2 separate regions of the Homo sapiens genome follow, and region 2 is linked to region 1. Evidence: read pairs that join two places in POLR2A ChIA-PET (ENCODE). Cell type or tissue: HepG2. All regions are shown on one strand. Each heading gives the region's core, and the rest is flanking DNA. Links, peaks and the distances in the headings are about the cores only. Region 1 has its middle 4.9 kb from the start of MIR124-3. Region 2 overlaps TAF4 (TATA-box binding protein associated factor 4).

Evidence for each region. Peaks named below come from ENCODE experiments on the same cell type or tissue, not always from the same donor. Only the 100,000 strongest peaks of a DNase experiment are listed, where the experiment ranks them.
Region 2: POLR2A ChIA-PET joins it to region 1 with 7 read pairs; 1 of 35 experiments calls an interaction of 5 or more read pairs at or near these places.

What each region holds. Positions count from the first base shown.
Region 1 is chr20:63,171,436-63,175,811 of GRCh38, forward strand. No RefSeq gene overlaps it. Among named protein-coding and RNA genes, the nearest start is that of MIR124-3, 4.9 kb to the right of the region's middle. RefSeq lists enhancers at 1,109-1,685, 1,686-2,260, 2,837-3,411. In HepG2, for the core only: a CTCF peak has its summit at 1,481 (motif pointing left); DNase peaks (open chromatin) are centred at 1,486 and 2,546; H3K27me3 peaks cover 3,957 bases.
Region 2 is chr20:62,040,792-62,045,167 of GRCh38, forward strand. The region is part of intron 1 of TAF4 (TATA-box binding protein associated factor 4); the gene reads right to left. Among named protein-coding and RNA genes, the nearest start is that of MIR3195, 22 kb to the right of the region's middle. In HepG2, for the core only: no CTCF peak of the experiment used is centred there; DNase peaks (open chromatin) are centred at 2,460 and 2,760; H3K4me3 peaks cover 1,494 bases.

The DNA.
Region 1 (4,376 bases), core at 265-4,264:
CCCGGGGAAATCCCAGGGCTCTCATGCCCCCTCCCTGGAGGGTCTGCACTGGTCAGACAGGAGGGGTGCATTCTGCCTGGTGGGCTGCTGTTCTGCTCAGCCCCAGGAATCCCTCCCATTTCTTAAGCCCATCCTTCCTTGGGCTTGTCCTCTCCTCCCCTGCCCCTAGATGCCTGGCCCCAGTTACACAGGGAGGTAGGCGGCCCTAGGGCAATGGCCTGGGGTGGACGCTCCAGTTTCTTCCCAGCATGGCACACTCCTGTGGCATTTGACTTAGCGGTGGAGGGGGCATCCCCCAAGAGTGAGGTAAGAGAATACCCATGTCCCTAAAAGCAGACAGCAGCCTGAGAAGTCCCTTTGATGGCCCTCCTTTCTTGCTGGAGTCATTCCTGAGAGGTAAATGGAAAGAGATGGAGATGAGCAAGAGGAAGTTGAGGAGGAAGATGGTGCAGCGATGAGAGAGAACCAAGAAAAGGCGAGATGGCAACACATAGACCTATGGGAGAGACATTCAGAGATGAGGAGAATCATAGAGGCCAGAAGGAGAGATGCAGAGACAGGGGAGACACAGAGACCGGGGAGAGACAGAGACAGAGACCAGGGAAGAGACAGCGACCAGGGGAGAGACAGAGACCAGGGAAGAGACAGTGACCAGGGGAGAGACAGAGACCAGGGGAGAGACAGAGACCGGGGAGAGACACAGAGACCAAGGGAGAGACACAGAGACCAAAGAGAGAGACAGAGACCAGGGGAAAGACACAGAGACAGGGGGAGACAGAGACCAGGGGAGAGACACAGAGACCAGGAAAGAGACAGAGACGGGGGGAGACACAGAGACTGGGAGGACAGAGACCAGGGAGAGAGACACAGAGACACAGGAGAGACACAGAGACATGGGAGAGACTCAGAGACAGGAGAGAGAAAGAGACGAGGGGAGAGACACAGAAACCAGGGGAGACACAGAGACAGGGGAGAGACAGAGACCGGGGAGAGACAGAGACCAGGGGAGAGACAGTGACCAGGGGAGAGACACAGAGACCAGGGGAGAGACACAGAAACCAGGGGGGGGCACAGAGACTGGGGGGGACACAGAGACCAGGGGGAGAGACACAGAGACACGGGAGAGACACAGAGACTGGCAAAAACACAGAGACCAGGGGAGAGACTCAGAGACAGGAAAGAGACAGAGACCAGGGGAGAGACACAGAGACCCAGGGGCAGGTGCTGAGAGAGTGATGGGGACCTGAACCCTGAGAAAGGACTGGCAGATGTGTCCTGGAGGGAGGGACAGAACAAGGGCCGTTCCAGCCCTACCCCGGGACCATGAGCTGCAGGCCATCCAGCAGCTGTCAGCCCAGCCAAGGATGGCCTTGTTCTCTGCACCCCGAGCCAAGCCACTTCTGAGGGAGCTCCACCTTTGGAGGATTGGTGCCTGGGCCAGCTGGGCCCCACAAGCGCCTCTGTGGTGGAGCTCCCTCTGGTGGGGTCCTGAGTGCTGGGGCCGCTGAGAACATAGGGGGAGGGGCATTGAGCCAAGTCCCGCCCTTGTGACCAGGAGGGGGCTCCATGGGGGACACCTGAGGGCCTGAGGAAGGAGAGGGCGCCCTGTCAGATGCCGCCTGCTCCCACTTAGAGGTCAGGCTGTAACTGAGGAGGCCACACAGAGTCCCCACCCCATGTGGACTCAGGGACAAAGAGCCCTCACCCTGTGGCCACGCTGGCCGCATCCAACTTTGCTGGGTCCCATGGAGGGGGACCCAGGGCTGGGAGAGACCCTGCCCCAGCTCTGCGTAGGTCTGTTCTGGGTGGTCCTGAGGCCCAGGTTCAAAAGGAAAGTGCCCTAAATGGGTGTCCTGCTGCATGCCTGGGGTGGCCCCAAAGCCAAGCAGGAGGGGTTCCCGCTGGAGGAGTCGAGGCCACAAGGCCCCAGAGCCTTCTCGAAGCTCCTGCTCTCAAACTCCTCCATCTTTCTAGAGAAGAGAGCAGTGCTGGGGCAAGCTGCTCACCCCTCACTCCTCCAGGGTAATTTGCTGACACCAAGATCCCTAGGTGGGGCCAGCAGGGGCCAGCCTCCCTACCCTCCCCGCAACACACCCTCTAGGACCCTAGGCTAGGCTTGGAGGCAATGGGAAGGAGGCAGCTGCCCAAAGCCAAGAGGCGCCCTGTAGAGGGGGCCAGCCCTGGGCAAGGGGCGGGGGCCGGGGGCTGCTGGCCCAGGCTCCATATCCCCAATTCCCCAGCAACAGTGCATGGCCAGGGAGGCTGGGACTGGCCAGGTTCGCACCTCAGGCTGAAATATTGGCCCCTGGGGAACAAAAGGCCTATTCCCGCCATGGGCCAGGCACCCAGCTCCCCTCGCTCCACACTGGCTCCCGCCTCCCTGCCCGCCCAGGCGCAGTGCTTACCTGGCCTCTATTCTGCCCAGCTCTCAGCCCAGTAGCTCTGGCGGGACCCACAAGGAGTTCCGCCTCTGGGACGGTCAGTCCAAGGTCTATGTATTCCTTCTCACTGGGGCCAGGGAGGAGGGGGCCAGGCCGGGAGCAGAGAGAAAGGGGCCGTGGCCTCATTTCCATGCGGAGGCCCCAGGCCCTGTGCTATCCCCACCCTATTGTGCGCCTGGGCGGGCTGACAATCGAGGTCTTTGTGGTCGGTTGCTGCACTCCCACCCTCAGCGCTCAGGCAGGCGGGGTCCCTGCCACCCGCTACAAAGGGTGAGGAGGAGCAAGACCAGGAGAGGCCCTCCCTCTCCCCACCAGGCACGGGGCCCCACGACTGGCCTCGTCCAGACCCAAGCCCAGGGGACAGGTGTGGAGGGAGCACCTGCAGATGGAGTCTCCCTGCTCCCTGCACCTTGCCTCTGAGTTTGTGCGTGGGGCCAGTTGCCATGTTTGCACTCCCACCCCCTAGTCCTGGGGATCAAGCTGCCTGGCAGTGTCCCTGGAGCTCCTGGGGGTGGAAGAGGGCCCCTGCTAGGTGGGATGGGCCTTCGGGGGCCCCTGCTCCTCATGGCACCAAGCATCTGCCCACCTCTGGAGGTTAAGCCTGGCGTGGGAGGAATGGGAGGCCCCCTTACCCACAGGGGAGATGTTTGGGGTCACAGTCACAGATGCTGGGTGGGAGGGGGACCCAGGCCTTGCTGCAGAGCCAGACAGAAGTCTCCGCCATCCCTGGGTGAGGCACTGGGTGGGGGCCTCTGAGCTCCTTTGACCACCCCAGCTGGAACTGGGAAGCTGTGGGCCACTGGGAGGCAAGGGTCCCCACCCCCTCTGCCACCCACATCTGTACTGTGGGCACCTCCATCTGGCCTTCCACATCCTCCCCACCTCCGCATGCTGCAGGGGCTGGGTGGGGGGTGGTCTGCAGCAGACTCCAAAGGAGGCGAGGGTCAAGGGTCAAGAGGTGGTGAGCCAGCTGTTCCCAGATGTGGGCCGCGGCCTTTCCTCTTTCTGGAGGAATGACAGGCCTCCCGCAGAGGAGGAGCGGGTGGTGACGAGGGAGAAGGAGCGGAAAGGGAGGGGTTCTCCACGGGTTCTGTTGATTTGTTTAATCCCACGCTATTCGGAGGCTTTCACGGATGGCGGACAAGAGGGAGGGGGAGGGGGTGGGGGTCTCGGCCCGTGTTTCCTCCCCTCCTCCCGCTCCCGCCCCCGCCGGAGCCACCTGACCCGTAGCGAAGTTGCCGGCCCCGCTGCGCGCCGGCCTTTGTGCGCACCGAGGCGGCCGCCGGGAACCGGGAGCCCGAGCTGGCCCGGCAGCGCCGCCGCCCCCACCTTCGCGCCCCTTTTCACTCCCCCACTGTCCCCGGAGCTGGCAAATAAACAAATCCACAAACAAATTATCCGTGTGCTCCGGAGAGGCGGCGGCGTGGGCGGCGGCGGAGAGAAGGCGCCGGGCAAGGCGAGACTAGGCCCCCGCGGAGCGGGGGAAGCACAGACCCCAGCCCGGGCCCGGCAGCAGTAAGTTGACTTTTATGAAACCTACGAAGCTCGCGGGGCCACCGAAAAGGTCCCCACCGGAGCGGACTCTGCGGGGCGGGCGGGGCAGAGGCTGCAGGCGGGCTCCCCTTCCCGCGCGGCTCCTACCGGCCGGCTCCGCCCCCAAGCCCTGGACGGCCCTTCCCCCAGCCCGCCTGGCTGGGGGCCGCTGCACACCGGGGGTGGAAGTGGGGAGCCGGGGACCCCGATCGCTACTCAGGACTCCAAGAGGGGCCGGGTTCTTCTAGGGATGTACAAAAATCTAGGGTGACCCAAGGGAAGGGGGCGACCCCCAGCCTTCCACCTTACCCACCCCGGCCTGCCAGAGAGCCCTCCGCCAAAGGTAAAGTGGGAAGGACGAAGGTGCTCCGCCAGGTGAGGGAACAGGTCTGCCAGGGGCGG
Region 2 (4,376 bases), core at 306-4,305, 1.1 Mb before region 1:
AAACTCACACCTTCCGTACGACTCAGCGATTCCACTCCTAACATTTACCCAAAAGAAAAGGACGTCTACACGTATGTTCGCACAAAGGCTTGAACACAAATGTTCAAAAAGAAGCTTTATTCGTAATAGCCAAAAACTGGAAACATGCCAGACTCCTCAGCTGGCAAATGTATAGCGTACATCCAAACAGAAACCATTCCCCATAAAAATAACAAACTGTGGACACGTGTTGCACACGATGCCCCTCCAAGTACTCTGAGTAGGAAGCCGGACACCAGGGAGCACACAACTGGGGTTTCAGCGACCTGAGCGCTCCAAAGGACAGATCCACACCGACGGCGAGAGGCGGCCCAGAGAACACCTTCCCGTCCAGGGCTGTGGGCCGACAGCAGAGGGCACAAGCAGACCCTCTGGGGGGCTGAACGAAATGGGGGTAGACATCCTCAATCTGTGCACTTACAAGGGGGACATTTTATTGTATATAAATTATGTCCCCTCCAAGAATTTTTATGCATGTTAACCTCTATTTAAAGGAGAGCCCCTACCCTCAAACTGTCAGCCTCCACGTACAGCCACGCCTCACATCATGATGCTCCTGGCAATAACAGACGGCATACATGACGCTGGTCCCATCAAGACCATCCTGGCTAACAGGGTGAAACCCCATCTCTACTAAAAATACAAAAAATCAGCCAGGCGTGGTAGCATACGCCTGCAGTCCCAGCTACTTGGGAGGCTGAGACAGGAGAATTGCTTGAACCCGGGAGGCAGAGGTTGCAGTGAGCCGAAATTGCGCCACTGCACTCCAGCCTGGGCAACAGAGCGAGAATCCATCTCAAAAAAAAAAGAAAAAAGAAAAGTATGGCACACTGACCAGGTGCAGTAGCTCACCACTTTGAGCGGGTGAGATGGGAAGACTGCCTCAGGCCAGGAGTTTAAGACCAGCCTGGGCAACAAAGCAAGAGCCCTTCTCTCTAAAAAAAAAAAAAATTGAAACATCAGCCAGGCACAGTGGCTGTAGTTGCAGCTACTTAGGGGAGGCCAAGGCAGGAGGATCACATGAGCCCAGGAGTTCAAGGCACCACTGCACTCCAGCCTGAGTGACAGAGTGAGGCCCTATCTCCTAAAAAAAAAAAACCCTCCCACATACAATTCTGTAGCATACAGAATACTGGCTAATGATACAGACAGGAGGCAAGGAAATACTGGGTAGAAGAGGGCAATTTCCCAGCAAAGGCCCCACCCTCAAGCCTGGACACCTGCAGCCCTAAATGGGAACAGGCATTCCTGTTTCCGCGCCCAAATGTTGCCTTTTCCAAGACTAATCTGGCCTGCCACGCCCCTATCTGGTGCCCATATAAACCCCAAGCTCCACTGACGAGAGCAAAGTGGCGCAGCAGAGAAGGAGAAAAGAGAAGGAGCGTCTGAATGTCGAGAGGGGTTTGGCTGGGCACCGTCCAGGAGGAGATCGGCTGCGGGACGGCTGAACTCCAGAGGAAGATCATCTTCTCACTCCATCCCCTTGCCAGCTCATCCATCTCACTGAAGGCCACCTCCATCACTCAATAAAATCCCCACAAATGCCATCCTTCAAGTCCGTGTGACCTGATTCTTCCTGGACACCGCACAAGGACTCGGGTACCGAGAGGGCAGGGGGAAAAAGGCTGTCGCCTGACTCTCTGCTGAGCTGGTTAACACTTAGCCATCTGAGAATGGCAACTGCTAAAAGAGCATTCATTGTAATCTACCCCTAGGTGCTACTGTGGGGCGGGAGCCCAAAAGGGCTCACCCGGGCTCCTGCACCTGCCCGTCTGCACGCTCCCCTGCACGCTCCCCTTCCAGCAAATGAGCCACAGCCCCTGTTGCAAGTACCCAGAGCGGGTCAGGGAACTCTCCTGTTTCAATGATAATTAGCAACAATGTTACTGGTTTACATATTCACTACATTCTACTTCCCATCACTGTTTCAGAAATATACTGCATCTACTTATTAAAACTTACAGTTAACTGTAAAGCAGCCTCAGGCAGGTCCTTCAGGAAGAGTCCAGAAGAAGGTACTGATATCATAGGGATGACGGCTCCATGTGTGTTACTGCCCCTGAAGACTGCAGGGAGACGGGACTTGGAGGTGGAGGGCAGTGATGTGGATGATCCTGACTCTGTAGGCCTAGGCTAACGTGTGCTTGTGTCTTGTTTCTAACAAGTAAGTTTAAAAAGTAATAAATAATTTTAAAAATGGAAAAAAGCTCGCTGGGCGTGGTGGCACACGTCTGTAAACCCAGCATTTCTGGAGGCTAAGACAGGCAGATCGCTAGAGCCCAGGAGTCCAAGACCAGTCTGGGCAACACGGTGAAACCTACAAAAAAATACAAAAATTAGCCCGGCATGGTGGCCACGCCTGCCTGTAGTTCCAGCTATCCGGGAGCCTGAGGTGGGAGGATCTCCTGAGCCCAGGAGGTCAAGGCTGCAGTAAGCCATGATTGCGTCACTGCACTCCAGCCTGGGTGACAGAGCTTACAGAATAAGGATACAAAGAAAGTATTTTTTTGCACAGCTGTATAATGTGTTTGTGTTTTAAGCTAAGTGTTACTACAAAAGAGTCAAAAAGTTTGAAAAAGTTAAGTTTATAAAGTTATAGTAAGTCAAGGTTATTACTGAAGAAAGAAAACTGTGTTTTTATAAATTCCATAGTCCCTAAGCATACCCTAAGCATAGAGTGCCCCAGAGCCTACAGCAGCACAGTCATGTCCCAGGCCTCTCAGACTCCCGCAGAGCAACACCCAGTCCTGCAAGCGCCATTCATGGTGAGTGCCCTACACAGATGCACCATTTTTCATCTTTTATCCCCTAGTTTTACTGTACCTTTTCTATGTTTAGATACACAAACTCACTATCGTGTTACAACTGTACACGTCACAAGCCATGCAGGTTTACAGCCCAGGAGCCAGGGGCCGCACCACACAGCCTAAGAGTGTAGCAGGCTGTGCCATCCAGGTTTGTGTTAGTATATTCCACGATGCTCGCACAACGATGACATTGCCTAATGATGCGTTTCTAGAATGTATCCCCATCACTAAGTGGCGCGCGACTGTACCTGGTTTACACATAATTCCAGGAAGTATTTCTAAGCCCACTGCAGGCTGGACGGGAAGACACAGAGGCAGGGCCCGTTAGCTAACCCAGGCTTCAGCCTCCCACCAATGCAAAGACCACCCTGCCTGGCCTTCCCTTAAGACTGAGCCTCCCCTGTCTCCAGCCCAATATTCCCAGGCAGAGCTAACTTGTGCTTATTATATGCTTTTTGCCTTGGCAGAGAAAAATATATGTATTTTTTAAACTATTTCCTTCCAAAATTATTTTTTTTAAGTTTTAGTGCTTGAATTATGCAGAAAAGCATCACTATTCAGAGTAATTTCCTGAGTGTACTACACATAAAACTTCAAGTTTTTCAATTAAAATAAAATGCTACCAGAGATGATCTCCAGATTATATTAAGAAAAAATGTCAAGGTAAAAATTAGCGTATATGCTACATTAGTTATAATAGGAGAAAAAGAATATATGTGTGTATGCATGCGAGTATGTGTATTTTGAACCACATAAATGTTTTATACCCTCAAAATACAAAATGAAACAAAAAAAGTAAAATTGAAAACAAACCAAAACATAACTAAATTGTGTATCAAATTGGTAACATAACCAACACAAAAAAGGATCATTTCAGTGGAGTTTTGAACACAGTACTGATCTAACATCCTTAAAGAATAAATTCTAAAGACAAAGAGTGCAAAGAAACCTTAAACTTTACTCTCATGTTATTGTTGTAATTCTGAATCTGTGTTTAAGTATAGGGTAGCAGAAGCCAAGTAAGTAAATATGTTTATGTTACTAGGATCTAAGCTTTTCTGTGCAAGAGAAGAGATAAAAATACAATTTCACAGAATTTACAGGAGGGGGAGAATGTGCTGTGTTAAAAATGTGACCAGCATGACCAGCACCCCCAGCGCTGCCGAAACTGCTCGAGAGTCATTTTCCTCTAAATGCCATTCCAAGGCTCCTCCGGGAAGAGACAGGCCTGGGACAGGAAATACAGGATGAGGCTGATGTCTTGCACCAGAGGCACCAAACAGGATGGAGCGAAGGCCAGGAGGAGACCCATGGGCACAGGGAGCAGTCCGACATGGCAATGGACAAGCCACTCAGCCCAGGGGGAGAAAAGAGGCCACCTTGAGTGACACATGAAAATTAATCCTGGACAGATTAGTGACTACAAGGAAAAGAAAACTCACAACGCCGACATGAAAACACAGGTGAGTAGGTAAATAACCTCAGGTAGGGAGAGACAGTCTAGCCACACTGCAGGAAGAGAACTCGCAA